Regions from separate parts of the Homo sapiens genome. Here region 1 is linked to region 2. The links are chromatin contacts, found by Hi-C in ENCODE. All regions are on one chromosome and are shown on one strand. The core of a region is the stretch at or near the end of the contact, and the rest is flanking DNA. Distances in the headings are between cores, read along the strand shown. Region 1 holds the start of LMBRD1 (LMBR1 domain containing 1). Region 2 holds the start of SLC17A5 (solute carrier family 17 member 5).

Region 1 (2,700 bases), core at 164-2,663, 3.9 Mb before region 2:
GACTGGAAAAGCCAGGGGGCTCTCCAAATACAGGACTGGGTGGCTGCAGAGACCACAGTCAACCTTTAGGGTTTCATTTCCTCCAAGAGAGGACTAACATGTTCCAGGGTAAAGGCAGTGTTTTTATCTGTGACAGTGATGGCAGTAACAAGAGGATCCTTTTCTTAAATTTTCACACCATTCTTTTCTTTTATTTTCTTTTTTTAGTCTCTACTGCAAAAATCTACTAGAACATACTACATAGGTACCAGACACCAACTGGATCTGACAATTAAAGTAAAACCAAACAAGCCTGATTTCCAGAACTGGAGGTTTTTGTTTTGCAATGCAAAAAGGTCAAAATACGTGAGAACAGAAAGTAACTACAGCCTCGGACGATGAGAAAAGAGAAGATTTGAGAAGGTAGAGAAGTTATGAAAGGAAATAAATTGAACTCCCAAATAAACCAAAGGGTTTTAATATGAACAGGGAAGTAATAGCCAGGCCACTCTGAGACATTTCTATCTACACTTTGCTCACTGAATATGCAGAAATAAGATCGTTGGAAAAGAAAGCACCTGAGGTCAGACAGGTAGTAGTATATACTCCGATACTGGTAATAAAGAGGGCTACAGCTCCGCCCTCCACAGGTATCTACACCAATCAAAAAAAGATTAGAAGAGAATGTGACACCTGGAAGTCAGAACGAGCAACTCACGTCATCAAGGCAGAATCACACAATGGGCACAGAGGTTGGAGACTCACTAGCCCCAAGGGTAGGGAAAATGAGGGAAAAAACATACAGAGAAGGTGACAAGTAAACAACGCCAGCGCCTACTTAACTTGCAAAGATCCAGCGCTGCCGCCCCACACCGTGTGACAATGTTTTACAGGGGACGAAAGGCCACCACATACTTCTCAACCCCGAGGGTCTCTTCCGCCCCCAAACCCCACCGGCCCCATTGCCCAAGTCAGCGATGACGGCAAGAGCTTCCAAAAAGGACCCTGCAACCCTAGACGTCATCGGTGAAATGACAGCAAAAGAGACCGGAAATCGACACCCCCCTGCCCCCGCCGCCCGCCCAAGCCCCCAACACTAAGGAGCCCTCCACAGTCCAAGCTAAAAGCGGGGCGGGGCGAAGAGGGTCTCCGGGGCCCGGAGAGGCCAACTGCAGGGCCTGCCCCTCCCTTCCTCCCCCAGTCCAAACATGGGGAAAACTCCAAGCGCCTCCCCTACCAGTAGTAAGAGGCCGAATATGCACCAGCCGATCACCAGCTCCGCCGAGGCCGCGCCAGAAGTCGCCATCTTCGCTTCCGGTCCAGACCAACCTGAGCGCCCGGGGTGGGGAAAGGGGAGGGGGAAAGGGGAGAGAGCGCGAGATATACTGCACCCGCGCACCCTAAAGGTTAAAGGGGCGGAGGGGGAGGAGCAAGTGGTTGCCAAGGAGACTGGACCCACTAGCGTCCCCTGGCGGCGAGCCGAGCGGGGGCGGGGCAGCAAGGACTGCTCAGGGGCGGGGCGCGTGCGGACGCAGTGACATCACCACGCTGCCCTCGCTGGCTTCCCTGCAAGCTGAGATGTGGGAGGGCTGCAGAGCAGGGTGTTGGCTCATAGCTGGGCAACCTATTGAGATATTTGACTCAGCCTAAGTTGATAGACTAGAACAGCAAGGGAACTCCACAAAGAATGGGCTAGGTGGACCTGGAGATCCAAGTCAATTTTAGAGGTTTATACTTCTTCACCAAAAGGAAGTTTGGCCCTCGTGTACAAGGTGGAATGTGTGTGATTAGCAGAACTCCTTACCAGGTTGCAAGAATGGCTGATGTCAGGCCTCTGAGCCCAAGCTAAGCCATCATATCCCCAGTGACCTTCACGTATACATCCAGCTGGCCTGAAGCAACTGAAGATCCACAGAAGTGAAAATAGCTTAGCTGATGACATTCCACCATTGTGATTTGTTTCTGCCCCACCCTAACTGATCAATGTTCTTTATAATCTCCCCCACCCTTAAGAAGTTTCTTTGTAATTCTCCCCACCCTTGAGAATGTACTTTGTGAGATCTACCCCCTACCCCCAAAACATTGCTCTTCACTCCACCTCCTATCCGAAAAACTGTAAGAACCAATGATAATCCCACCACCCTTTGCCGACTCTCTTTTCGGACTCAGCCCGCCTGCACCCATGTGAAATAAACAGCCATGTTGCTCACACAAAGCCTGTTTGGTGGTCTCTTCACACGGACGCATGAGACAGCTGACTCTGAATAAAAGTTGACTAGCTGCCCAAATCACTCTAATTTACTGGCACTGGTGCCCAGCCGGGATAACTGGTTGGCTGGACATGAACTTATCACATGATGTTATAGCCTTTCTATTCAGATGTATGCATGCCTGTGAATTTCCATGATAGCTTTGTATGTAAAGGTATATGCATCAGCAAACAAAACACACTGCCATAGGCCCACAATGAAGAAGAAGGAGGAAACTCTTGGGATGGCTTACCTGAGTCCACAGGGAGGAAACTCTTGGGATGGCTTACCTGAGTCCACAGGGGTGTGAGTGCATGTTTCACCACTGTGATGTAGTCAAGAAACAACTCTGAGAAAAAATACCATCATCTTTTTCCAATGTATTATGTGGTGATGAGTTATGCTCTACCTATAATCTACTTCCGGCTGGAAGCCTGAGGGAAAAAATAGGATGGTCCTTCCTGCCTGGACA
Region 2 (2,700 bases), core at 107-2,606:
TACAAGCCACAGAAAATGATCAGTTTATGGAACTAAGTCCGACTTCCAGGTAAAACGTAACTATGGTATGGTATTTACAGTTTGTGTTGACTAAAATAAGCTCCCGGCTGCCAGATGGAGCTATAAGGTTGCCACCTCTACTGCCACCATCTGGTAACATTAAAAACAAATAAAAATATAGAAACTATACAATTCTGGGTTAGCCAAAGTCAAATTTCCAACACAACTCTTTCTCACGCACAGATCTTTGAAACTATAGAATGCATTCAAACTGATTTGTTCTTTAGTTTTCGTTACTTTTAAATAAACTATATTACAAAAGTGTCAAATAGCAAAATATTTTAATTTTCTCAAATTCAGGGAAGATGCTTTATGACGTACCTGCTTTTCGATTTGTTCCAAGACCTTTGGCAAATTACTTTAGAACTCCATAGGTATCTTGAGGATAACTGAACCTTTTCCTAACTTAAATCATAGACTGCCAGACGGAAAAAAAATGTCCTCGATGTTTTTAGTCTCTTACTGCACAATGTCAAGATATCAGCTGGGTTATACAATAGTTGCCCTCTGCATACTCACAAATGTTAACTCCAGTCCTTTTTTGTCTTCCCTCCCCGCCTAAGAAGCTACCAGGTCACATGCTGGCGGATACGCAGTGGCGGAAACCTAGCGGTGACAGGGAAGGACAGCCCTCTGCCTACTGATCTGCAGGTTTCTCCTCCAGTTTGCTCTTACACCGGGGTCCTCCGCTCGGACCTTAGCCCATTCATTTGATGATTCTCTCCCAGTTCGTTCTTCCACTGGGTCCCTTGCTCAGCACTACCCAAAATAACCACCAGCTCAGCGCCGGCTGCACCGCCGCTCCCCCGCCCCCGCCCCCGCCCCCGCCCCCGCCCGGTGGGGCTGCACCTGCCGAGGCCCCGGCTCGGCTCCGCGATCACGGTCGCGGCCCCCGGGGTTCCCGAGGGGCTTCTGCGCACCGAGGCAGGCGGGACTGAGCGGCACTCTGAACGGGCTCCCCTCTTAATGTCCCCTCGCGCCTGAGCAGCTCCGGTCCCGCCGGCGCAGGGTGCGGGTACCCGGGCCATGCCGGCCCAGAGACCGCCGCCCCCGGTACCGCTGCCCACTCGAAGCCCCTGGACGACCCCGCCGCTTACCGGCTTCGGCCCGTGGGGCGCCCGGTAGAAGAGGCGTGCGGTCCGTGCTCTCCTCGCCATCGTTCCGGGCCAGGTCTCGAACCGGAGACCTCATGACGCCTACGTGAGCAGGTGTACTCGCCACCTGGCAGAGAAGGGAGCGCCGGCCCGACAGCCCGAAGCCCCCGGGCCGAGCTGGCTGGACCGGGCGGGGCGGGGGCGATGACACCGCCCCGCGGCCACGTCTAGTCCCCGCGGTCCCGCCCAGAGGCGGCCGCGCCGACTCCGCCCCCGCCGCCATCTTAGGTGTGGGCAACTCTGGCTTGGGTTGGACTAGGGAAGCGGAGTTCTGGGAGTTCTCGTAGGATTGGCGCAAAGTGAGCCCGCTCCGCCCGCCGGTCTACGCATGCCGGGGAGCCGGTGTTCGGACGACCGTCTCCCGCTCCTGCACCCCCTTGTAAAGTGCAGGGGCCACCCTGCCCGCAGCGAGGATGAGTGGGGGCTTGCGGGCGGGCAGTGGGGACTTGAATTGCACATAATTAAGGGGAGGGCTTCGACCGAACTAGGGAAGTGGGTGGTGTGCATTTCACAACTTGACATTCGCTTGTTAGCGGTCAGTTGCCATACTGTTAGCAACCTTTGTACGATCTACCTCGTGACTGTGGCGGCATATTTACCTCGTGACTGTGGCGGCATATTGTCCCTAAAATAGCTTTTTTTTTTTTTTTTTTTTCTCCCAGGCAGGGTCTTGCTCTGTTGCCCAAGCTGGAATGCAGTGGCGCAATCGCAGCTCACTGCAACCTCCAACTCCTGGACTCAAGCGATTCTCTTCAGCTCCCCCAAGTAGCTGGGACTACAGGAGCATGCCACCACATCTGGCTAATTTTGTTTCTACTTTTTATTTTTGTAGAGGCTTGGTCTTATTATATTGCCCAAGCTGGTTTCGAACTCCTGGGCTCAAGCAATCCTCCTCGGCCTCCCAAAGTGCTGGGATTACAGGCGTGAGCCACTGCTCCTGGTCCTAAAATAGCTTTTAGGCGGAAAAACAGCAATGGAAATTTGTTGAGTCCTATGATGTTGCTGGTTTTATAGGTAAAAGTAATCAACATAGGTAGTTTCATATGGTTCGACCTATGGAATCCTCTGATGTATGTGTGCATGCTTTATCTCCACGATAGAATTTGGATAGATTGTGCTAGCATTTGCGGACTCTGAAAGTGAAACTAGGAAAACCCAGCTTGCCTTGGCAGGGCAGATCTGGATCCGCCAATAAAGGCTGTCTCTGTGGAGGTAGAAAATAAGATGTAGATGCTCTCGGAGAGTTTGGTGTAGACAGGGAAGACCCACAAGCCACTAATTCAGTAAACCAGGTTAGAAGCTTAGTGAGGTTCACGTGAGAACAAAGGGGAGGGTCCTTTACCTAGAAGGGAGGGCGAGGATTTCTGTAGGCATCCCTACCTCCAGATCAGTAAATGCTAGAAAAGTTCTCAAGTTAAAGCAGCAAATCAAGCCTTGTTTCTGAGTTACTGAATTACCATGTAGATTTTTACACTCTCTAAGGGTT

The links. A loop is a pair of places that touch in the nucleus more often than their neighbours do. Pooled maps may share reads with other maps.
Region 1: a loop to region 2 is called in a map of CD8-positive, alpha-beta T cell, with 10 times the contacts of the local background. The contact joins the promoter of LMBRD1 here to the promoter of SLC17A5 in region 2. A Hi-C loop is called at or near these places in 3 of 168 maps with a recorded cell type or tissue (CD8-positive, alpha-beta T cell and naive thymus-derived CD4-positive, alpha-beta T cell), 1 of 37 single-sample maps with no recorded cell type and 11 of 50 pooled maps.

Annotation. Positions count from the first base shown.
Region 1 is chr6:69,795,597-69,798,296 of GRCh38, forward strand. It overlaps LMBRD1 (LMBR1 domain containing 1), which reads right to left and starts at 1,414. Exons shown (of 16, transcript NM_018368.4): 1 at 1,217-1,414. The coding sequence starts at 1,285. RefSeq lists enhancers at 365-921, 746-795, 922-1,477, 1,106-1,335.
Region 2 is chr6:73,652,636-73,655,335 of GRCh38, forward strand. It overlaps SLC17A5 (solute carrier family 17 member 5), which reads right to left and starts at 1,357. Exons shown (of 11, transcript NM_012434.5): 1 at 1,158-1,357. The coding sequence starts at 1,251. RefSeq lists a silencer at 803-1,472 and an enhancer at 2,472-2,561.